Linked DNA regions of Homo sapiens: all the other regions are linked to region 2. A link is a loop called in an ENCODE intact Hi-C map of the cell type or tissue named here. Cell type or tissue: PC-9. All regions are shown on one strand.

Evidence for each region. A loop is a pair of places that touch in the nucleus more often than their neighbours do. Peaks named below come from ENCODE experiments on the same cell type or tissue, not always from the same donor. Only the 100,000 strongest peaks of a DNase experiment are listed, where the experiment ranks them.
Region 1: a loop joins it to region 2, with 5 times the contacts of the local background. A loop is called at or near these places in 6 of 110 quality-filtered maps.
Region 3: a loop joins it to region 2, with 19 times the contacts of the local background. A loop is called at or near these places in 2 of 110 quality-filtered maps.
Region 4: a loop joins it to region 2, with 2.3 times the contacts of the local background. A loop is called at or near these places in 3 of 110 quality-filtered maps.
Region 5: a loop joins it to region 2, with 7 times the contacts of the local background. A loop is called at or near these places in 2 of 110 quality-filtered maps.

What each region holds. Positions count from the first base shown.
Region 1 is chr10:113,124,660-113,129,659 of GRCh38, reverse strand. The region is part of intron 5 of TCF7L2 (transcription factor 7 like 2); the gene reads right to left. Among named protein-coding and RNA genes, the nearest start is that of SNORA87, 82 kb to the right of the region's middle. RefSeq lists a silencer at 2,868-2,987. In PC-9, CTCF peaks have their summits at 2,694 and 2,893 (motif pointing right); no DNase peak of the experiment used is centred here; H3K4me3 peaks cover 853 bases.
Region 2 is chr10:112,809,941-112,814,940 of GRCh38, reverse strand. The region is part of intron 7 of VTI1A (vesicle transport through interaction with t-SNAREs 1A); the gene reads right to left. Among named protein-coding and RNA genes, the nearest start is that of LINC02935, 79 kb to the left of the region's middle. RefSeq lists enhancers at 1,991-2,690, 2,691-3,389, 3,390-4,090. In PC-9, no CTCF peak of the experiment used is centred here; DNase peaks (open chromatin) are centred at 2,880 and 3,990; H3K4me3 peaks cover 1,572 bases; H3K27ac peaks cover 3,624 bases.
Region 3 is chr10:113,084,850-113,089,849 of GRCh38, reverse strand. All of the region lies in intron 5 of TCF7L2 (transcription factor 7 like 2), which reads right to left. Among named protein-coding and RNA genes, the nearest start is that of SNORA87, 42 kb to the right of the region's middle. RefSeq lists an enhancer at 2,611-3,163. In PC-9, no CTCF peak of the experiment used is centred here; a DNase peak (open chromatin) is centred at 2,379; H3K27ac peaks cover 3,696 bases.
Region 4 is chr10:112,913,413-112,918,412 of GRCh38, reverse strand. All of the region lies in intron 2 of LINC02935 (long intergenic non-protein coding RNA 2935), which reads right to left. Among named protein-coding and RNA genes, the nearest start is that of LINC02935, 25 kb to the right of the region's middle. RefSeq lists a silencer at 2,606-2,806 and an enhancer at 4,852-5,000. In PC-9, no CTCF peak of the experiment used is centred here; a DNase peak (open chromatin) is centred at 2,672; H3K4me3 peaks cover 690 bases; H3K27ac peaks cover 1,699 bases.
Region 5 is chr10:112,739,595-112,744,594 of GRCh38, reverse strand. The region is part of intron 7 of VTI1A (vesicle transport through interaction with t-SNAREs 1A); the gene reads right to left. Among named protein-coding and RNA genes, the nearest start is that of MIR4295, 110 kb to the right of the region's middle. In PC-9, no CTCF peak of the experiment used is centred here; DNase peaks (open chromatin) are centred at 1,164 and 2,534; H3K27ac peaks cover 3,365 bases.

The sequences.
Region 1 (5,000 bases), 310 kb before region 2:
AGTAGGCTCAAAATGCTCAAAGTTGTCGCTCATATTGCCTAGAATTATCTTGTTAATCCTTCCCCCTGTACACACATCCCTAAAAAAATCTTAAAAATAAAAAACAAAAAAGTCCACTAATAATCTAGAGTTCAGCTGGTTGCAGATTTAATTTTTTAAAAAAAATTTTAAAAACTCCTTCTACTTTCTAATCTTTGCCACTACAGAATCCGTGAAGGAAGGGGGAAGGTCCATGTTCCCCAGCCAGCTCAGGGCACCTCAGCAAAGTCCCCTCCCTCACCCGTTACCTTGGGCAGCAGGGACAGAGCTGCCGCTAAGAGTAGCAAAGAAATTACGGTCAGCCATGAGGGAAAATGATCAACCGAGTGCAGGAGGCAGGCACTTTATCTGCAAGATTGTCAAATCCCTCAAAACAAATTTCTTAGGGAGAGGGCTGCGATGGGAGAGGGGAGGGAGGAGGAAAGGATATTTTCTTGTCACAGTGACACGGAAGTGACACTTTGCAGGGCCTTGCCTGCCCTGTATACACCCTCTCTTCCTTCCAGAGTAACAGAATGTGCCTGAAAGATTTTCAACTGACCTCCCTGGAAGCAGAAGAAACGAAGCTTCCTGGGCTCGCTAGTATTCCAATAGTCAGAATGCTAACTCGCTTTTTTGACTGTTGAGTTTTGTGAGCTTTCCCCAGGAACACAGAGAGAGAAAGAAAGAGAGAGAGAGAGAAGGAAGGGAAACGGCAGAGGGATGCAAAGGCTAGAGCTGAATTCCACAAACCCGACTTACTTTTCCTGGGGCTCTTATGGGATCCAGGGCCGGGTACATTTGTGTGGTTTTAACTTAACTTGAGTTGAGACACTCAGACATCACAGGCCAGAAATCGTCCTCTTTTACATGAAGGAGGGGAGTGTGGGAGGGTGGCTGCTCATGGAGGGATTACAGACAGAAAAAGTTGCAGGGGACAAAACTCATCCAGAACGCTTTTCCGGTCTTTTCCCACCCCAAGTGTTAAGCCATTTCACCCTCTTCAAAAGCAAACACACAACTCCGATTTGCATGCAGGTAAGAAAACACCCCTGCTGCCACATGGGATCCTGGACTTGTGTGGCTTGAAGCAAGACCAGTGGCAAAGATTTGGTTTCTTCTGGCGGCAGGACACCTAAGGTAGAGATGTTTTTAATTTACTGAACTGATTGCCCATCTGTTTATCTCCAAGCCCACAAGACTGTTTTCACGATGTAGGTCTTTAAACAATCTGTTAAGACACGGGACAAGTTAATCACCCTCGCCGCTCCCCACCAAAAAAATCAACAAAAACAAGGGCTGGGCAGGCTTAAAAATAACAAAAAAGTGGGAATTCTTCATTTCTTCTTTTCTTCTTTTTTAAAATACTGCTCCGTGGCCTCTCTTTCTGGACTTATCTGGCCTTCCTGTGTAAGTGTCAGGCAGCAATCTTTAAGGCCCTTAATACCAAAACAAAACCCTGCCATTCCCTTTACATGGTGGTAACAAAAGCAATGAGCCTCCACTTTGACAAGTAAAAAGCCCCAACCACACAGCCCCCTAATTGCCTTCTCTCCCTCTATTCACGCGGACCACCACACTCCTGGCAGCTGCTTTTGTCACACACGCAATTTCTTAAGTAAACTGCAAGTTCTCTGCCGCTGATGGACAGCTCCCAATCATTCAGCAACAATAACTTATAAAGTGCGGCAAACAGGATGGGCAACTTTGACTAAGAATTTATTTTCTAGCTTTCTCAAAAGACCGAAAAATGGAAAAAAAAAAAAAAAAAAAAAGGACGCAGCAACATAAGCTAACTCATGCTAGACAGACCCCCTCTTCCTTAAAAAGTAAAGGGAAATTTCTTGAATTTCTTCAAACTAAAAACTGCTCCTCAGAAACTCTTTCCGGATATTTGCCATCCCATCGCACTACTCTAAATTCATCCCCAGGGTGCCCCCAGTTTGTCAGAAGTACACCACGCTTAGAACATTCCCACAAAAAAATCAAAAGGTGATCAAGTGCTGCAAAGTTCTGTAGGGTTTAAAAAAAAAGACAGCAACAACAAAAAAACACTTCCCCAAAACAAAACAAAACAACAACAACAAAACAAAAACGAAAGCTTCCTTTCCTTTCAGCATGAAATTACAATCATGTGCAGGAGGAATGAAGTAAGGAGGTGGGAGGAACTGCTCATTTACATTCCACGGTCCGCATCTGCAGCATCAGCAAACTTTTGTTTTGTTTTAAATAAAGAGGTTCAAGAAGGGAGGAAGGGGAAATGGGTCTTGGAGGAATGGATGGACGAAAAGTAGCAAAATGCTGATTCTTTACGAAAATATTTGGGGATGGGGAGGAGGGGAGCGAGGAGGGTGGAGCATTGGTGTCTTTAACTTGGTGGACAGAAAAAAAAAAAAAACCCGAAACCCCTCCGTATTCACGTCCAAGTTAATAATAATAAAAAAGCATGTTTTTATAGTCACAAGCTGAAATTCGGGGTGGGGGGAGGTATAGTCAATTTCTCTTTTTCGTTTTTTTTGTTTTGTTTTGTTTTGTTTTAAAGAGAGGCTAAAAAAAATAAATCTACTGCATCCACCCCGGCAGCTTACCAGTCAAGGTACATCAACCTGAAAGTTACCGCAAAGTGACAGCGAACATGGCAAAGGCTGAGAGCATGCATGCGGACTGGACAGCCGTGGACGCAGCAGGGCAGGCGCGCGGGATGCAGCGGGCCGGCCACCGCGCACCCCTGCCCGCCCGCCCGCCGCCGGCCGCGCTTACCATCTAGAGAGGGTTGCGGCGCTGTCCTTCCCGCTGCCGGCTCGCGGGCATGCTGCCTGCGCCCAGATGCTGCCCAGGGCCCGCGCCGGCCGCGGGCTCCACTGGAGGGCAGCACCCGCCCTGCAGCCCGCGCCGCCGCCGCGCACCCGCGGCACAGGGGAGCAGCACACACCAGCAGCGCCGCCAGACAAGATGCTCACGCACAGTTCCATTCACAGAATTATCTCGCTTGATAGGGAAGAGCACAATAACTGGGATCTCCCCCGATTCCACAACAACCCACCCCCCCACAAAAGGGAGGGGGCGTTTAAAAAAAAAAGGCAGGGCTTTCTTACTCTTCTTTTTTTCCCCCAAACCCCGGCATTCAATCAAAAGAACAAAGCCTGATATTTTGTTTGCCGACTTAGCAAACATAAAGGCAATTTCAATAGTCCAAAGAACTTCACCTAAGTTGGTGAAAGTAATGCTTTGCAGTTCTCCAGTGAAATTACGCTTTAATAGCTATCTGATGCCATTCAGAGAAGGCAGGGGAGGAAACTCGCTGAATTTAGATAAACTTGGAGGGACCACTTCACTCCAAAGTTTTCTGCCAACTGAAAGTACTCTCAAAATTCTTGGCAACATCCAGAGCTTAATTATCTTGCTGAATTCTTTTTTTTGGAGGTGGGGGGATACAAAAACCAATATAGATCATTAAAAACACCCATATGTAAAAGAATTCAGAACAATTTACTGTATAACATTTTTCATGACTAACTTAAAAAAAAAACAAAACCTACCGAAACTTGTGGATGTGTTCCTTTAAAGCAAATGGTCCTAACACATATTAAACCACCGCTGCGCGTCTTCTAAGCATAGTAGGAAAAAATGACTATTGATCTTCAAATAGCGATAATTGAAAAGATCAAAAAGATTAAACAAAATCAAGAATGTGCTGACTTACCATGCTATGCTTTTTTGTTGCAACTTTGTAGAAATTTCACTCAAAGAAACTGCATCAGAGGTGTCAAATTTTTTAGCGGACTGTGATCGTATTATTTCCGCAGCCCTGCCTTCCAATGCTTCAGAACTTTTTTCCCTTTCTCTTTTTTGTTTGTGGTACCTAGCTTTTTGCTATAGACTTTAAAAGCCTTCAGCTCAGCAAACCAGCACAAATTATCTTGCCACCTTGCGCAGCTCTGATGCTTTGGCCGGTAACTTTGGAAGGCCCTTTACTACTGCATCAAAATTAGCATTGTCAAAGCAGTTAATGAATATTAATATTGTATTTGTCATTGGAGCCGGCCCGTTGCTGAACTCCGAGTCATCCATCAGGGACAAGATTAAGAACACAATTATTTCTGACTGACAGGGACCAAATCTGCTAGAATTTTTTTTTAAACAATTCGGGGGGAAAAAACCCACAATATCATCATCTTAAGGTGTCTCCCAAGAGACTGGGAACCAGATTAATACGCTTTTAATGAAGTAGAGATCATTATGTATGAAGGGGAAAAAAAAGAAAAGAGGTACTATTCAAGCTATTTAGTTATGGTGGTGGCTAGAAATTAAAAAAAAATGCAGACGGCATATCTTTTTCGACAGCTGTCCAGATTTTATTCATACTGTTCTAAAGAAAAAGACGACTTTTTTTTTTTTCTGAAATCTTTTCTTTTTAAAAAAAGAACAGAGAACGAGCGATTCGTCCCATCTGGGATAATTTTCCATGTCTTCACTTTTACTGTAGCGGCTCAGGAAAGACAGCACAGTAAATAATTCCTATACAAATTTGACAAGAAACACCTTCATCAGCTCAGCTCTTTCCACCCTTATTCCCCAGATTCCAAGCACTGTCTCTCTCACTTTATTCAGGATGAACCATTACATTTACAGAAACTCTTAAGTTTCCTTTAACGATGACATCTTTCTGTCATAAACACACAGGAAACAACACAACTCAACGAAAGCCTCTGATACATGCAGCAGATCCCAAATCGCCATTCGGAAAGAGTGCCCGCTAGACTCCTTCGGAGCCAAGATGGTCTCATTTAGGGTGCCGCAAAGTTGAAATGGAAGTTTTATCAGAAATTAAACTAACAGAAGCTTAACGAACTGCGCAATCAGCCCAGTAGCAGAAAACGTTTTACGAGATCATTAAAACACAGAACTTTCTCTACAACATAGGCAGAAGACTAATTAAAAGGAATTAAGCTTAAAAATTTGCAGCTTACCTGGCATAACCA
Region 2 (5,000 bases):
TTTAAAAGGCGAGACAAGCCTCATTTTTTGCAGTGTTTCCTGTTAAAGTAAAATACTCCAAGGAAACACATGTCAGCAATGTACTTACCTGCACAAAAATACCTGGGGAAAAGTAAAACAGAGACTAAGGAAGAAAAGGATGGGATTAAGAAACAAGTGTCAAATGTGCAGCTTAGGCTGTGAAACCATCATCTGTCAGTGTGGCTCACGCTCCGTTACGCTAGGAGGAAACGTTACATTTGCTCCATAGCAAAAAAGATGGAAATGAGAAATATACAATGTACTCAAGGTGCCTGTTGTGCGTCTGTTGCTGGGCCTTTACCTCCAGGGATTCTACCTCCCTGGGTTCTGGCTGGGCTGCACGCTGATGGGGAACCAGCAACTTAGAAGGGGGACCAGAGTGGAGACACACGCTCCCAGATGCCTGCAGAGAGCTTCTGATGAGGTTGTTTCATAATTTGTTACCTCATTCGGAGAAAAGAGGTCGAACATCAGAATGCTTTGTTGAGAGTTTCAAAGGGAACCTAGGTCAAACAGCCGTGCCCACGCTCGCTCTCACAGAGCTGCACGGAAATAGAGACATGAGCTGGCTGGCAGTCTAGCCAGCTATCTGTCCAGCTTAAAACCCCACGGCAAACCCCATCCAACCCTCCTCCAAATACCAAGCAGCAAAAGGCCTGCTGCCCTACTCCAGTCACCAAACACTGGACATGGGTCTTCCATGGGGAGGAGCTGGGGAGATGAAGCTGGGCTCCCCACGGAACAGAGACCCCACACCCCTACTTTGTATCTTCACACACAAAAAAATCTTTGCAGGGTATTTTCTACTTCCTAGATGAGTTTATTTCCTGGAAGGATGACATCAGGTTGTAGTTTTAGTCAGATTCCTCCTCACCCATCCCCTTCTTCTCCAAACCTAAACGGTTGAATGGAAACTGTCTTATCAGACCAACCCACTCCCTCGTGGCCCCCTAAAAGGACGAGCTCTCTCTCCTCCTGACAGGTAACAAAATGATCACATTTGCTGACACGTCTTCCGCAAAACTGCCTTAGTGCCTCTGTCCACTCTCCTCGCAGGAGATGAATGGTCCACTTGGTCCTCATTTATCACTCAAGGCTTGGCTAAGATCTGTCTCGTTTAGTTCTTCCCTTCCCCACTAGAAAGTCTGCACTCCGACATTAATTCTTCTGTGATGACAGCTAATTCAGACTTAACAGGCCACACTTACTCAAGAGGCAGGAAGATTCTCTGTCCCCCAAATAAATAAATAAAAACAGGACTTCATGGCTTATGATAGTGAGGCTAATTATCAACACTGATCGGTGCTACTTGGTGGCTCTGTTTAAAACCCAAATTGATTTTTTCCCCCTTTTCTCTGGGAGGGACAGGAGCCTTCAGAATGGTCCCTACACATCCCATTTGCCCAAGTCACTGTCAAAATCTCTATTTACCACAGTCACCCGCATCAGACTTGCAAAGGAAATCAGCAAAATTGAAACTCAGCAGTGAAACAGATTAAAAGCATGAAAACTCTTTAAAATTCTGCCTTAAGTAATCTACAGTAGTGTGTCTCTTGTACAGCTTGGTTGACAACCATTTTATTTGTGGGTTGAGGGCCCCAAGGCATCCATGATGCTAATTTAGAAAGGATTAACTGTGGGTGTTACTTGTTCAATCTGAGGCATGGTAAGAAATATGAATACACAGGAATCCTTAAATCCTCAGCTCTTCCCTAACCTTCCTAATTGGGCTTCACCCCCTCCTTGGTGCACCCACAGGGCCTGGTGGCTTCCCCTCCACCGCCCGCTCTGTTGCTTCCAAGGGCCCAACCTGTGTGGACTGGGACCATGTGGAATTCACCTCTACCACCCCAGCACATGGCACAGTCGCGTTGCACACAGGTACTCAAAAGAGAACTGCCCAAAGAGTGATCGTGAAAGAATGCAGTCTCTGGTAACTGTAATCTTCCATTCAAAGGAGAATGGAGAAGTCTGTGCAATTAATTTGCAGGAAAATCTCAGGAAGTCTGCATGGAAAAGGTTAAAGTTCAAAGTTGAAGCAAGCCCCGTCAAAGATGAAACTTCCTACCATCACGCCTTCTCAGCACTACTTGGTCTTCCCCCTGAAGCTAGAAGGAACTCCTTTGTGCTGGGTGGGGGCGGGGTGTCAGCAGGAAAGGGCATTTGCTTTCAAACCAAATGCTGGCAGACATTTGGGAGGAAGAGTAGAAGGGGATGGGGAAAGAGTTGGAATAGAGAGAGCTCTAAGCAAGCTTGACTGGCTGGGCCATCCACCCCAACCTTGGACCTCAAAGGAGTTGTGCAAATGTGATACCCCTCAGGACCAGAAAAGTGAACTGTCAGGGCATCTGGGTGGATAGGACTGAGCCAGTTTGGAAGGGGGAAATACAGGCTGGCATTGGTGGGCCCCATCTGTGAGGAAGCTTAGTTGCAATCGCAGCCAGGGGCTGCCGGCCTGTATTGCTGTAGGCAAAGCAGAAAGGAATGCAGAGCTCGGAGACAATCAGAAAAACCAGCTAGGCCAAGGGGTTCCCAGCTAGTGAGATGGCAGCGAAGGAACTTGGGGAGAAGCCCAAAGTAACTTCCTCCTAACTTTGGGCAAGGGGAGGGCTTTATGTTGAACTAGGTCTGCAGCAAGCCGTCTTAATCTCCCTTTTGAAAATGCAAAGTGTGTTTACCCAGTAAATAATTTAAGAAAGAATATACACTTGAAAGAAGACATCCATTGAAACAGCCAGGCTAAATTGCCTCCAGGCAAAAACTTGTGCATTTGCATGCTGCATTCTATTAAGTGAGCACACTGTGGCTTTAAAAGAATGCAGAGCCAAAATAAAAGGAATGTGGGCCCGAAACATCAAGGATTCTCCAAGTTTACATTATGAATCACAGTGCTGTTGATACAAGATGAATTAACCATTTACTTTGAGGCTGAACTCACAAAGTACTATTGAAAGTACTGATCCCCATGTGGAACTCAGGGAGCGGTTAATCTTTCCATTGCCAGTCTCCTCCCAGCCTGGAAACGAGCTCCTGCGTGTGGCAGCCGGAATCACAGAAGGCTGGTTCCAGTGCAGGGGACAGGCGCGGCACTGCACCTGGCACAGTTCTCTGCTCTTGCTCGAGGAGCCCAGGAATTCCACTGGAACAGGCATTACGAGTGTTCTCCAATAGCCAGTTCTCCTCTACTTCCAGGCATGGACTGCACTCTTTTTTTTTTTTTTTTTTTTTTTTTTTTTGAGACGGAGTCTCGCTCTGTCGCCCAGGCTGGAGTGCAGTGGCGCAATCTCGGCTCACTGCAAGCTCCGCCTCCCGGGCTCACGCCATTCTCCCGCCTCAGCCTCCCGAGTAGCTGGGACTACAGGCGCCCGCCACCACGCCCGGCTAATTTTTTTTGTATTTTTAGTAGAGACGGGGTTTCACCGTGGTCTCTATCTCCTGACCTCGTGATCCGCCCGCCTCGGCCTCCCAAAGTGCTGGGATTACAGGCGTGAGCCACCGCGCCCGGTCTGCACTCACCTTAATGTTAGGCTTGGTCATGGAACTAGCTTTGGCTAAAGAAATGAGAGCAAAAGTTCTGAGTGTCACTGCCAGCTGGAGGCATCTAACTTCCAGTGTTTGTCTCTCTAGCGGGCTCTTCCTGCGGTTTTGATTTGGGGAGGGAGGGGCTGTATTGTTCCAGAGAGTACAAGTTATAGGATGGTGGTAACATCTTCTGCCTGGATCCTGCAGTCATTATGTAAAGGGCCACTGTCCTGGAGATGCACCTGGACTCCCAGTGGACTTGCGTTAAGCCATTGAGGACTGGGGGTTGTCACTGCCGAATACCATAAGCTCTTTTACCCTGAGTGATAACGCTACCGTCCGCCTCTCAGACAAGACGAGGCATCTGGCCAAGCCAAGAGAGGCTCTGGTTTCATGTATTTCAGAAGCTAAGGTATGATGAAGACTGATAAGATTTTTTTTTTCTTGAAGAACAGGTTTTTGCCTCTTGGTTTTCAAAAGCTGGGAACCTCTTCTGACCTCTTGGTCACAACACTTTTCACTGAAGAATCAGGAGCTTCTTCCAGCCAATGCTCCTGTGTATTGATGACTGATGATATCATGCGTGAGGCCTCACCAGGCCTAGCCAGGCATCCGCTTCCTGTGTACAGCAGATCTACAGTGGCTGCGTTCGTTTCCCTATTCCAAACAGCTGATGCTACCCCAGCTCCAGGGGTACAGCTGTGACTGAGGCTGAGATGGTCAGTACATTCCATGCCCCTGGCCATGGTAACTGGACCAGGAGCAGGCTTGTGACTTAAGTCCATCCAACAGAGTGGATCTCAGCAACTTTGCTTGAAATGCGGGGTCACCTGGACAGTTTGGTGTGTGGATGTCAGGCTGGATCCACTGCAGGCCTTTTGATTCATTGAGGGAAGCCAACCTAAGAAAGAAGCTGACCCACAGTGGGCAGAGAAATAGAACCCCAGTCCTGAAGACAGAGAACTTTAATTTTTAACTTTTTTTTTTTTTTTTTTTGAGATGGAGTCATTCTCTGTCTCCAGGCTGGAGTGCAGTGGTGCGATCTCAGCTCACTACAACCTCCCCCTCCCAGGTTCAAGTGATTCTCGTGCCTCAGCCTCCCAAGTACTTGGGATTACAGGCACCTGCCACCATGTCCAGCTAATTTTTGTATTTTTAGTAGAGATGGGGTTTCACCGTGTTGGCCAACCTGGTTCCAAACTTCTGACCTCAGGTGATCTGCCCATCTTGGCCTCCCAAAGTGCTGGGATTACAAGTGTGAGCCACCATGCCAGGCCGACAGTGAACATTTTTTTTTTTTTAAATCAAACCACCCTTTCTTTGGACTTTAACTTATATGAGAAAATAAACTGACTTTATTTTCCAAAGTCAGTTTGAATTGGGTTTTCTGTTATTTATGACCAAAAAGCATTTTTAGGTTGAGTCACCCTGATTCCAAAACCAGGTCCTTGATCTAC
Region 3 (5,000 bases), 270 kb before region 2:
GTGCTCCTCATTTTCACAGAAGTTACGTGTGGCACTGGATCACGAGGGCCTTCACTGGGAGCCAGGCATCCTGGAGTCATGCGAGCACCACCCTCCACCCTCTCCTTGTAAACAGGCGTTTTTATGGCTATGATATCCCTATCAGCGGTCAGCACACCCAGACATCATGGCACCCAAAATGACAGTGACCCAACAAGAATTCAGGGATCGCAGTGGATGGGCCCTGCCCTAGAGAGAGGTAAACTTTGGGTGGGCGGCTTCATTTTAGAGCTAGCTCATCTCATACCGTGATTCTGCTCCGAGACCTACCTCAATACACCAGGGCTCCCCAACTTTTTGTAAGGAGTGGCTCCTTTTCATGTCCCTGAAGACTTGAGTGCTGACAGTGAAGTCTGAGGGGGGGTAGAAGTGCTGACAGTCATGTCCCTGAGTGCAGCAAGGGAGGGGGCTCTGCTGCCAGGAAGAAAGGGGAACAGAGTAAGGCTCGGGAGCGAGGGGGACACGTCACCAAGGCACACACAGCCCCCAGCCTTCCTTTCTGCCCTAACCCACATTTCTATAGAAGCTCCATGATAGAGGGATTACAGTTCCCAGCACAAATCAGAACTCTCCTATTTCCCTGCCATCCAGCTCAGGGTCCCTTCTAGGAACATCTGAAATGCAACCTCCTCCAGGCAGCCTTCCTGTTGTGTATTCCCACCCCTACCCACCATTCTCCTAATGGGCATGGCCTCCCCTTCCTCTGAGCCTCTCAAGAACCAGTTAGCTAGCATTTTCTCTCTCAACTTACCTTACTGAATCTATTAGTTATGTGAAATTGCTGATATTTCTGTCCTACAAAAATACAATTACATATGGTTCCACTTAATACTTCAGCTGTTTGGGGAGCTGATCTTTTTTTTTTTTTTCTAAGAGATGGGGTCTTGCTATGTTGCCCGGACTGGACTTAAACTCCTGGGCTCAAGCAATCCTCCTGTCTCAGCCTCCCAAACAGTTAGGACTACAGGTGCACGCCACCACACTCAGCTAATCTTTTTATTTTTATTTTATTTTTTTGTGGAGGCAGAATCTTGCTATGTTGCTCAGGCTGGTCTTGAACTCCTGGGCTCAGGCAATCCTCCTATCTCGGCCTCCCAAAGTGTTGAGATCTCAGGCAAGCGGCACCATGTCTGGCTGATCTGTCTTCACTCATACCTTAACACCTTTTCCTCTGCCAGGCGACAGTCTTTTGAGAAAAGCAACTATACTACCAATTCTGGACCCCTTGAAAGATCCAGCAGCACACACCTTGGGTGCTCAAGAAATATGCGTTAATTTGAATTTCAAACCCTATCACAATAGCTGCTACAGTTTACTGACGGCCTACTCTGTCTGGGGCCCTGGACAGGAGTGTGCCTCTTACTCCATTAATCCTCACCCCTACCTTATGAGGTAGGTAGTATCATGCCCATTTCACAGAGGAGGAAACTGACTCAGAGACTGTAAGGAGCATGCCCAAGGTCACACTGCTAGTAAATGGCAGAGGGGGAATATAGCTCAGGTCCCAGTCAACTCATGCAGGTGCCTGCTGTAGAGACCCATTGGCCTGTCTATGGCTCTATAAACAGGCTCTATAAACAAGAGAATTTAGGGCTGTAAAAAACAACTTGGGGTCCAAGAAGGGCGATTTCACAACCAAGAAATAATATTCTACGTTTCTTTTTAAAAAAAAAGAAATAGCTATGCCCTTTATGTTCATTGTAAAAAGTTTTATATGAAGAAAAACTCCATGAACGATTTTTTCATGTAATTTGTTCAGGATTAAGAATAAGAGATTGAGGATAACACCAACATCTTGTATGTTTTTACGTTCACTATCACAGTAGACATAGTGGGTATGCAAGACTCTGGAAAATAGGAAATTGACAAAAATAAAGGAAAAAGTTATACAACAGCAGCCACATCTTTAGAGCAGTGTACATGGTTACCATAGTATATGGTATTCCCATGGGCCTCAAGTTTATCCAGATGGATTAAAACCATCCACAGGCAAAGTGAGCTCTCAAAATGAGAGGGGGCCATTGCTGCCCCATAACTGGAGCTACTCCAGGGCCCACGCTGGCTGCAGCTGACCTTGTGTCTGGATTTTGAGAGCCACCAACCAGAAGCTGAGAGATCTGCCCCCAGGAAGGGAAGCCGAGCACCAGAGGAAGTACTCCGTTCTCCACCCCTGGAGGTCTAAGGTCTCCGTCTGGCAAGCAGAGCCTCCCACTCTGCATTTCTTCACAGAGCTGATTTGTAAACAGGAGCGTGAGTCATTCGGCAAGCATGAGTCCATTTGAAAGATCAGCCCAATTTTACAGCTAAGGCTATCCTATTCAGTCCAGCCACAGCAATGACTCACCTTACTGCCTTCCACCAAAGGTGACTTGGTTAGCCCTCCAATTGTTTCTAGAAGGAACCCAGCAACATGAGGGTTTAATCCTTGTCTGCTGGCTTTATTTTCTAACACAATGCTGAGAGCAAAGAGGCAGAGTTACCAAAGTGCCTCAGAGAATGCGTTGGGAAAGAAATGTATCCATGGTTGCCACAGACCACATGGTCTCCTTTATCTTCCACGGGCATTTCCTCATGGCCTTTACTCTTAGAGGAAATTGTACATTATGGAAATGTTAAACACACACACAACCTCTCTGTACAGATCTAGATATTCTTCCATGCCTGGGAACCTCAGAGCCAAATTTATAGTTCACGTCCAACAGCGCATCAGGGGCTACTGGCTTTGAACTTGTAGAATTAACCTTACCCCTAACCTTATTCCCCACCTTATGTTACTGGGCTACACTTATTGCCCTTTTTTTTTTCTTGTGTGTGTGTGGCCTGTAGGAGGTTTATTACCCCCTCAAGACCACACTTTCCCACCACCCCCTGCTTTCCTCTTTAATGTTCTTAATTATTCATTTCCAATCCTCTTACAGAATACAAAGTCTTAATAAATGACTTCCAATTTTAGGGGGGTAGGAGATGTCTTACAAAAAGTTCAAATGTATATACAACTACAGAATCTTTTTATATCATGAGAAAATAACTATAGTTTTTTTTTTTTTTTCCTTTTGAGTCTTTCTTAAAAAACAAACAAATAAAAAACTCTTCAACAAATCCTAAAGACCAGGAAATAAACATCTGCTGAGTTTTCTGCTCAGTGTCCATTCATGATTTTTCTGGTAACAATACTGCCAGTTACTTAGGGGGCAACCCCCTGACTCTAGAGCCATGTAGCTTAGTGGAGTGAACCCCACCCCCAGCTTCAGAAGTGGGAAAGTTTACACAGTCCAAGCTCACTCAGACACTGCAAGCCCTTCCCATAGATGCAGGTTCAGAATCAAGGTCACAGACTTGTAGGGAAAGATAAGATCTCTCTGGACTTGAATAAGCCTCTGTGCAGTAAAACCAACTGGGAGGCAAGCAGAGCCCAGAACTGGAAGGAGATGGTTCTAATACATGGGCCCCTGGATGCAACCATGCCTGATGCCTGATCATTCTGGACTTTTCAGTTATGGATCAATACATTCATTTTGCTCAGGCCAGTTTGAATTGGGTTTGAGGAGAGAGGAATTTAGACTCAAGCAGTCCTCACCTCAGCCAGATTGGCCTCCATAGTTGTCCATCCACGAATCAAGGGAGGATGTGGGAAAAATTGAAGGTGTTACAGGATAAAAGTAAATGAAGGCCTCGTGAGTTTCATGCTCCTGACATGACGAGTGGGCAAAGTACTGAAGTAGGGATTTGGTGCTTCTTGAAAGAATGAAGCAGGTGGCCAGTCTCTGCAGAAAGAAGACAAGGACCTTCAGCCACCACCCACCTGCTGGAATTGCCCCAAGGGCCCTCCTTCACCTCTAGTGTCCCTGTCACCGCCACTGGCAGCACTGAGCTATTTCATGTCATTTCATGGTCTCCATAATGCACCAGATCCAGAAAGTAGAGACCACAGATGCTGAACAGCACTAAAATCTGCCTCCTGGCTTTCTCCAGAAACACTGCCTATTTGTGACAGAGGACCTCAAGAGGTGTGTTTCTCCTGCGGAAAGTGAAGTTATGAGGCTGGATCAAGTCAAGAGAGAAGGTAGACTGACAGGGCTGCTGGGTTTGACTCTCACTGGTGGCTCAGCCCCTGATGTCAATGTGTGCTAACCAGATCTGAACACAGCCACGTGGATCAAGAATCAAGGTATGCCACCCATAAAGTCGTAGTAATATTTGTGTATTCCATTATCTTGCTTCTTTATGAGCTTACTGCCCCACTCCACAACTAGCTGGGTAATATTCAAACGCTAATGCAATCGAATAGCACCTAGTAAGCCAGAAAATACTAATTGCTCTGCCAGGAAACATTTAAAAATGAACAAGTATAGAAAGAGGTAAAAAGCATTTGAAAAACAAAACCCCTAAAAATACAAAGGCCTCCAGAGATGAGAATTTTGTATGAAATAATGTCACTCAGGGCTGGGTGTGGTGGCTTACACCTATAATCCCAGCACTGTCAGAGGCCAAGGCTGGAGGACTGCTTGAGCTCAAGAGTTCAAGACTAGACTGGGCAACATAGCAAGACCTCGTCTCTACTAAAAATTAAAAAAAAAAAAAAAATAGCCAGATGTGGTGGTGCAGGCCTGTAGCTACTCAGAAGGCCAAGGTGAAAGGTTTGGTTAAGCCTGGAAGATCAAGGCTGCAGTGAGCCATGATTGTGCCCCCGCACTCCAGCCTGGGTGACAGAGGGAAACCTGAATAAAAAAAAAGAAAGGTGTCAATCAGAGTAACATTGGCCAACACCTGTTGGCTGTTAGAAGAATCTCAACCAACCTCACAGGCAAGAAGAAAAAGGCAACAGCTTTACTCCTCTTTGCCTCAGAAAACTCTGGTGGTGATTAATTTTATGTGTCAGGGTTTTTTGTTTTTTTTTTTTGGGGGGGGGTGGCTTGAGACAGAGTCTCACTTTGTCACCCAGGCTGGAGTGCAGGGGTGCA
Region 4 (5,000 bases), 100 kb before region 2:
CTGAAGAGATCTCAGGTGATTAAGTATCAACAGCTGTATACAGGACTACTTAATGCATTACTCAATCTCTGTCAATTGAAAATGCCAATGAATGCATCTTGTGAAGGAGACAACCTCCTTTCTTAGACTGAAGCTCAGATGGGTAAGGTAAGGCGAATAATGGAAGGTTCTTATATATCAACTACATTTAGGACAAAGTCTTTCCATCTCTTTTGAGGACTCATGTCTGGGGCCTGAGAGATTAGAATATTAGCAGAGATCTGTCACAAAATGCATCAAGCTGGCTTGTTCTACAGCCAGTTTTTTTTTTTTTTTTTCATGAAACAGGCAAAAAACAAACAAACAAACAAAACAACAAAAAACTCTGCAGGCAAGCCGTCACAGATAGTGGACATTGCTTTGGTTGGAGAAAGCTCTGACTTAAGCACTTTCCTAGATGTAGAATAACATAATGCGCTTTGGGGAACACATTAAGCCTCTCCTGTTCCTTGGTAGCTGCTCTAGATTTGCATTATGCAATTCTGGATTGATATGTTAAGGACTTAATGACCCCTGTCTCCTTTGCAACATCTGAACTGCCTTATTTATGCTTACGGCTAGATGGCTCATTGTGTATGGAAACACCCTCCTCTCTTTGAATAAAAGTAAAAACAGCCAAATTAAGGAGGCTGGTTAACATTTTTCCAGGAATAATGTCAGCTGGGAATCCTAAACTGTAGATTCTTCATATATAAAATGACTATAATGATAGAACTGTGTATTTTTAGTTTACAAAGTATTTTCATACCCATTTTTTTTCATTTGGTCTTTAAGGAAATGTTGGGGGAAGGATAACTCCCCTTATCAGTGCCATTTATGGAGAAGGCAACTAAAGTTCAAAATGGGTAAAGGGGGTGCCGGGCATGGTGGCTCATGCCTGTAATCCCAGCACTTTGGGAGGCCAAGGGGAAAGGATCACATGAGCCCAAGAGTTTGAGACCAGCCTGGACAACAGACCCCGCTCTCTACAAAAAATAATACAATTAGCTGGGTGTGGGTGTGTACCTGTAATCCCAGCTACTTGGGAGGCTGAGGCAGGAGAATCACTTGAGCCCAGGAGTTTGAGGCTACAGTGAGCTGTGATCATGTCACTGTACTCCAGCCTGGGCAACAGAGTGAGACCCCATCTCAAAAAAAAAAAAAAAAGAATTAGCAAAGGAACAGAAAGCAGAAATGGGTGACTCCAAGTCTCATGCTCTTAATTTACTCTTTTTTTAAAAAAAAATCTAAGCGCAGACATAAAATTCCATTGTGGCAAAATAAGTGTAGTAAAAATACATTATCACCCTCTTTTTATTTATTTACTTTTTTTTTTTTTTTTTTTTTTTGGAGACAGGGTCTCACTCTGTTGCCCAGGCTGGAGTTCAGTGGCATGATCATGCCTCACTGTAGCCTCTAACTCCTGGGCTCAAGGTATCCTCCCACCACTGCCTCCCAATTAGCTGGGACCACAGGCATGCACCACCATGCCCGGCTAATTTTCTTCTTCTTCTTCTTCTTCTTCTTTTTTTTTGAGAGATGGTGTTTTGCTTTGTTGCCCAGGCTGGTTTCGAACTCCTGGGCTCAAGTAATCCTCCTGCCTCAGCCTCACGAAGTGCTGGAATTACAGGCATGAGCCATAGTGCCCACCCTCATTTTTTACCTTCTCATAAGGTGGTCATGACTATAAAAATCACCTGGGAGCCTTGGCCCTCACCCCCAGAAACACAGAAAGGTTGGAAGAGTGCCCAGGAACCTGCAGGTTGGTTTAATAAGCTCTGGCTGGTGATTCTCTGGGAAGTTCCTTGGGTAATATTCGGAAAGAGTTATATACCAGGCTTTTTCTTTGCTGACATGATTCAGGACAAACCAAGAATATTTAGTCTCCTCTTATCCTATCTCTAAAACAACCACCTCTGAAGACCAAATCTTGCTTATTCCTGAGATTTTTTTTTCCAGCAATTCATAGATAGTGACTGTCTTGAAGCTCTAGGCAAATTCAAACGTCAACTCTGTTGTGTTGTCTTACAGTGAGCGAGTGACTAAGAGACAAACAGCTTGAACACTCTCCATTCGGGGAACATTTACAAACATACTCAAGAATTCCACCCTGAACAACTGAAATTTCAGACTGTGGGTTGAAATATTGAGACTTTTCACGAGCAAATGTCTGTCTGAATTTTTCTTTACTAGTTATGCTGGAAATTCTATGGCCAGATGTCTATTTTCAGCAAGCAATCATGAACTCTAGAAAGCTTAAGCTGTGTGTGATATGAGTTACTAATTTACTAGATCAATTACCAAAGGGTTACAGTGGTCAGTCAAGAGAAATATGACAGCTAAATTCCACTCTGACTCCAGCCAGACATTTTTACAGGCCTCATTTCTAAGAGCCTGAGAAATTCTGCAGTTCCACTTTCACTGATTCATAAGTCCCTTCTCAATTACCCAGGGAGGGTGGTTACTGACCATCAGCATGCCCTTCCAACTCTGTTTAATAGTTACTTTAAATCATGGTTACTGTGCTTTTAGTTGTGGTTTTAATGTACTTAAAATGGCAGCTCTATGAATGAAAATAGATCCTTGCCTTTGCAGGGTACAGCGGCACTTCCCAACCGTGGCTAAGACCAGAATCACCTACGGGGCTAAGATCAGAATCACCTACGGAGCTCACATGTTAGAGACCCACCCCAGACCTAGTGACTCAGAACCTCCCGCGACGGAGCATGGGTGTGTTTGTTTATTTGTCCTTACTTTTTTTTTTTTTTAAAGAGCTTCCTGGGAGTCCCCACCCCACTAGCCCTCCCCCACCCTCACCCTTAGGAACCACTGATATATTTTTTTGCTTTTCATGGTAATAAGATCTACCATATGTGAAGGTCTCTCATGTGCTGGGGGCTTTGCCTGTAACACACCTAATTCTTCTAACAACTCTGTAGGTTAGGAATTATTACCTTGCACATATTACAAATGAGGCAACCTCCACCCAGAAAAATTTAAGCAAAATTGTCCTGAGCTACTAAATCCAAATCTCTGCTCTTTCTACATGAAAATCCATCATTATGTGAGAGGCTCAGGGAATCAGCAAGATGAATTAGTTTGCTTAGGAAAGTAGTAGATACATCATTGGATATTTTTCAGAAAAAAAGTCCTTCTCTCCTGCCCTCTGCTTTTTCTTTTCTTTTCTTTTCTTTTCTTTTTTCTTTCTTTGAGAGACGGAGTCTTGCCCTATAGCCCAGGCTGGAGTGCAGTGGTACGATCTTGGCCCACTGCAACCTCCACCTGTCTGGTTCAAGCGATTCTCGTGCCTCAGCCTCCCAAGTAGCTGGGATTATAGGCATGCACCACTATGCCTCGCTATTTTTTGTATTTTTAGTAGAGACGGGGTTTCACCATACTGGGCAGGGTGGTCTCAAACTCCTGACCTCAAGTGATCCACCACCTCAGCCTCCCAAAGTGCTGGAATTACAGGCGTGAGCCACTGCGCCCTGCCTCCTCCCTGCTTTTTCTTATCCCTTGGGTCTTAGATAGCATTTCTTTAGGGGTACTTTTTCTGAGTCCCTAACTCTGGCCAGCTGTCCCTTCTCTGTGTGCCCAGTCCACTCTGTACTGGACTTAACACATATTGTAATGTTTGTCTACTTCTTTGTCTATTCTCCCAGAGGGCAGATATTCAGACTCACCACCAAAGCCCTCACTAGTCATCTAGTTGAGTACCTGCCTCATTTAAATGCTCAATAAATATGTGTTGAATGAATGGATGAGTAGACGGATGGACAGATGAACAGATAGGTGAAAGGATGGACGGATAATTGATTGTGGGCTGAATTAACTGGCAAGGGAGAAAAACGAGGACATGACTAAGAACATTTTGTAATTCTTGGAATAGGAGAATCACACACAAACAGACTTTAGACTCCTCTTAGTCAAAGGGGTGAAGATTCAGGGCAAATGTAATTTTGCGCATAAATATACAGGAAACCTGTCATAACCCCAGGGGAATATTTAGGTTACAAACGAATGAATGATTTAACTCATCTATTGTTATTCAATAGTCATAACAATGCCACCTTGGTTTTATACAAATCTTTTTCCCCCAAAGGGGTTAAGTCACTCAGCAAAGGACAGAGTTTGTGACTTCCCATTTCAAAGAACGTTCTCAACTATCTGGTTATTCCAACTGTCTGAAAAGAAAGAAGGAGGAAGGAAGGGAGAATAAAGACCATCTGTATGGCGAAGTCGGAAGCTCCCTCACCCTATTGCTCCACAGTGGTTCATATAAAGAGAAAAGGTTTTGAAATAATGGCAGGTCTTCAAGAGTAACAAAGGGCACCTTAGGAAATAACGTGAAAACAATAATAGTGCAATGCGGCAAAGACAGTGGCATAAATACAGAGGAAGGGAACATAAAGAGGTCTGGATATTAGAGAAGGAAGCTCCTTGGAGTTACTGCCCTAGGACTTGGGTAGTCCTTGTAAAAGGGAGAGCCTCATATTATGGGCAGGTGTTCAAGAGCAATAAAAGGCAGATTAAGAAAGTTCCAGCCCAGCGCAATGGCTCACGCCTGTAATCCTAACACTTTGGGAGTGTGAGGCGGGTGGATCACTTTAGCCCAGGAGTTCAAGACCAGCCTGGGCAACATGATGAAACCCCATCTTTACCAAAAATAGAAAAAATTAGCCAGGTGTGGTGGTGTGCGCCTATAGACCCAGCTACTGGGGGGACTGAGGCAGGAGGATCGTTTGAGCCTGGGAAGCAGAGGTTGCAGTGAGCCAAGATCATGCTACTGCACTCCAGCCTGGGCAACAGACCAAGACCCTGTCTTGAAAACAAAAAAAAATCCCAAGCACACTGTGTGCCTACACACACACACCCGCCACACACCCACACCTACACACACCCACATCCACACACACACACATTCACACACACCCACACACACCCACATTCACACACACACACCCACACACACCCACATCCAC
Region 5 (5,000 bases), 70 kb after region 2:
CATGTGCGTGTAGTCCCAGCTACTTGGGAGGCTGAGGTGGGAAGATCGCTTGAGCCTGAGAGGCCAAGGCTACAGTGAGCCATGGTTGTGCCAGCCTGGGCGACAGACTCTGTCTCAAAAAAAAAAAAAAAAAAAGGAAGAAGAAGAAAATGTAAGCATGTAAGCATATGCCATATGTTCCATATCACTTCCGGCAGAATCTGGGGGTAGAACACCATAACCAATCACTGATATTTCTGCAAGGAAATATTTTTAAATTTCTAGCCAGAACTTTTATCAGGTTTATCTGTATGGTTGTGGCAAGAGAGTGGACGCTGAATTGGAGGGGGTTGAGAATTAAGGCAGGGAAGCTAATTCTGAGGCTAAGCTAATAGCTTATACAAGAGGAGATGTGAGCTTGATTTAGTTTTTTTCTGTAATGTGCAAGGGACATTTGTCTCCCTGCTATGAGGCTGACCCACATAAAATTGACATTTCCGTAAGTAGAAAACAAGTGAATACTGGCAATTTCTTATGGTTCAAATATCTGGAATATTAAAAACACAAACCGACAAAGAAAAAGTCCATTCTTCCTCCCTGAGTATATCATCCCTGTTTCCTTTCACAGGGAGGGTCCCAGTATTTGATGTGGATTTCTTCAAGGTGCTGCAGACTTGGTCTTATAAGGAAACTTGAGGTTGAACAGGGGCTTCACTGTATTTGTAAAATATTAACTCTAAAGCTTATACCAGGAAGAAAGGTGTTCATTATATTATGTCCTATATTTTTTATTTCTAAAATATTTGATTGAAAATGTATATAACCGAAATAATTTTTTTCTTTTTAAGAGTGTTCTCTCTGGAGAGGCAAAAAGGAGACACAGCAGAAACTTCTCTTGACTATTCCACTGGGGTGGGAGGTTCCTGAAACTTGGGTTTGCCATGTGGAGTTTAAATCCAAACCTCAGGAGACTCCAACCTTCCAAAGGCAGAGAGGGTTGGGCATGAAATATCTCCCCCCTGGCTCATGAATATGTCTAAAGGGCGCTGGCCAGCTGGGGCGGAAGTGAAATGAGTGGAGGATGTTGTTCATAGTTAATGGTTACTGGATATTGACGACTTGCAAGGAGAAACCACACTGCAGGAGGGACTAGCCCGGTCCTTACCAAGTACACAGCCAGCCCCAGCCACAAAGTGGAAGGCAATCCTTTTGTTACGAGTACCTCCAGATGATGGAGTGAAATAATGAAATAAATAAAAAGATTACTGCATGAGTCATCTCTGGAAAGTAGTAAACATTGTAAGCCTGACGAGTTTCATCTTTTGTAAGAGTTAACATGAATGAAGACGATTTATAATGGGTCTGCTCATTGTTGCAGGGGAGCATTCACAGACTTTGATGGGATGGTACGTTTAACCTCTGAGTCCTAATAATGTTCTATTTTCCAGACGAACTCAAGGCTTGTCATATTCTAGACCTGGAAAGCGTAAATGGTATTATCTTTGTATATACAAATAAAAATCAATTCATTTTCCAAATGTTTAATTCATTCAGGAAGACACACACACACACACACACACACACACACACACACACACACACGAGAATAGGTCCCAGCTAAATCAACAACATTAGCAAATCTCCTCTTGCTTATCAAATCAGGATATATCAGGTTCAATAAAGGTGCCTGGCTTATAAATCTACAAATAAATAGTTATTTTCCTTAAGAGCATTTTGATTTATTATCTCAAACTGTATTTCCTGTTCATTTATCATAGCTTTTTGTAACTCTCCCCTTAAATGGAAGGAAGTAGTACATCTGTAAAACAAAATATCTCAATAAACCATATTCTCTGAAGTATAAATGGACATTTTCTTCTTGTGAAAATGATCATAGAACAGAGATGCCAACTAGAAATCTTTTCTCTGTCATATTTTTAAAGAAATACCAACCAAAGGCTGCATTTTCCTACAAACTTGACATCCTGAAAGGAGATCTGTATAAAGCATTAGAATTAAGCAAACCATTTAGCAGCCTCCACTCCTGGACTCTTTCGAGACATTTGTGGAACACATCTTCTCAAATCTAATAATCTGCTTCACAATACTAGAGGGAAGAAAAATAGTTTTGGGTTTCTTATGCCCTAGGGATACAACCACATCTCAAAGCTGAGTTTCAGGCTCAAAACTCTTATTTCCTAGCAACTCTGATAATCTGACCTGGCTAGGAAGGCTAGGATGCTGGGGTTCTGTATCAAGCTGTTTACTTAACACATGTCACATCTAAAATAAGGATTGCTTTAGTTGAAAAAGCAATTCATTTATAAGTGTGCATTTATAAGGGCAAAAGTCAAGGCAACTGTGCAAACCACTTGTCAACTTATTTAGAGGAAATTGTGTAATCAACTTAACGTGCCAGTTAGCCTTTACCTGCCAGGTCAAGCTCAGAGTGCCTGTCAGTCACCACATTAGCCTATTAATCACTCTGCAGGAAATTCCACATTTTTCTTTAGATCAAACTACAGAAAGTAAAGTGGGAACGGAATCTAGAGAGGATTTCCTATTCGTTTCTTTGTTTCCTTTGACTTGCCTGATGTTTCATGATTTATTTATTTTTTTTACTTGCTTGCTACAGAATTTAAAATAGGTTCAAAATGATATATCTCAATATGCATTGCTAAAGGGACTTTTATTGCACAAAGGTAAATCTAGGTATTTGATGGCTGGGTGCCAACTGACTGCTGCAGATTCCAACCAGAGATAGAAAGCATTGACACTGTTGAACAAGTAACAGATCTTTCATTCCAGGAAAGAAAAAAAAGATATAAGCTATTAAATTGAAAAGCATTTCCCCCTTTTTTCTACGCTGGTAAAAAAGTTCAGATATGTTGATTTTTGAAGATATCCTAATTTTAAGTATAATTTTTAAAAACTCACCTTCAAATACCTTAAAAATTTTTTTATCTGAAAATATCTTCATTCATCTTCATTTGTAAACAGTTTTATTGAGGTATGATTCACATACCATGCAATTCACCCATTTAAAGGGTAAAATTTAAGAATTTTTAGTGTGTTCACTGAGTTGTACAATCATCATCAATATCAATTTTAGAAGACTTTCATCACTGCAAAAGAAACCCCAATATCCGTTAACAGTCACTCTTTTGTTTTTTAGTTTTTGAGACAGGCTGGAGTAAAGTAGTGTGATCCTGGCTCACTGCAAACCTCTGCCTCCTGGGCTCAAGTGATACTCCTGCCTCAGCCTCCTGAGTAGCTGGGATTACAGGCGCGTGCCACCATGCTCAGATAATTTTTCTATTTTTAGTAGGACGGGGTTCCACCATGTTGGCCAGGCTGGTCTTGAACTCCTGACCTCAAGTGATCTGACTGCCTCAGCTTCCCAAAGTGCTGGGACTACAGGCGTGAGCCACCGTGCCTGGCCCATTAATAGTCACTCTTAATTTCCCCTCTCCAGTGCTCTGTGACCACTAATAATCTACTTTTTGTCTCTATAGATTAGTTATTCCAGACATTCCATACAATGGATTCATAGACTATGTGGTCTCTTGTATCTGGCTTCTTTTACTGAGCATGTTTTCAGGTTTATCCATGTTGGATTAGTACTTCATTCCTGTTCATGGCTGAATAATAGACCACATTTTATTTATACACTCATCAGTTGCTGGACATTTGGGTTGCTTCTACTTTTTGACTATTATAAATAATGCTGTTATAAATATTCATGTATAAGTTTTTGTGTGGACATAGGTTTTCATGGGTCTTGGATACAGATACCTAGTAATGGAAATGCTGGATCATAGGGTAAACTCCATGTTTACCATTTTAAGTGATTGCCAAACTGTTTTCCAAAGTGGTGACCCCATTTTACATTCTCACCAGCAGCACATGAGCATTCCAATTTCTCCATATCCTTGTCAGCACTTGTTACTGTCTGTTTTATTTTAGCCATTCTAGTAGGTGGGAAGTAGTATCTCACTGTGGTTCAAATATCTTTTAAAGAAAATGTTCAAGGATGGGCATCGTGGCACACGCCTGTAATCCCAGCACTTTGGGAGGCCAAAGCAGGCAGATCACTTGAGGTCAGGAGTTCGAGACCACCCTGGCCAAGATGGTGAAACCCCTGTCTCTACTACAAAAATTAGCCATGTGTTGTGGGACGTGCCTGTGGTCCCAGCTACTCAGGAGGCTGAGGCAGGAGACTTGCTTGAACCTGGGAGGCGGAGGTTGCAGTGTGCCGAGATTGCACCACTGCACTCCAGCCTGGATGACAGCGCAAGACTCTGTCTCAAAAAGAAAGAAAGAAAGAAAGAAAGTGTTCACAGGGGGAATTCTGCATTGTTTTCCCATGGCCAGTATTTGTGAACACCAACTAATCAATGCTTACAGTATCCTGTACAGTACAAAGAATGGAAGAGAGTGCAGGAAACACAGATCAAGTCTACAAGATGATGGCTCGGAGGCTTGCAATGGTTGAGGTCTTATCTTTAATCTACAATGTTCTGAATTTCTAAACGTTTAAAAACAAAATGACGAAACCATTCACAAAGGGCATTCAAAGCTGCAAATTTTTGTGTTATTGTTTGGCATTTTCTTTGCATGATTTACTTTTAGAGAACAAACCCAGTCTTAATTGCAATGCATAATTTAAAAAAAATGATTAATTTTGCTTCTGAAGAGCCAATTGTAGCTACTGTTCTATTTGAGTAGCTGCCATGCTTATGTTTCCACTTTCTGGGGGCCTTGGCCCCAGCAACAAGAAAGATAATCCTCCTTTGTGGACATTCCCACAGTTAACTCCACACACATCTGGATGGCAGTTCAATAGTCCACTGTTATTCAAACAATCTGTAATCACACATACTATGTGTCAACCAACAAGCCAGGGTGTATGGCTTTTCAGTATTCCGTAGCATGCAGCACGCACAATTTACAAATAAAATAAAAATCTACAGCAGAGACAAGGGCACATTCTTTGCAGAGTAACTGAGTGAAAAGAATGT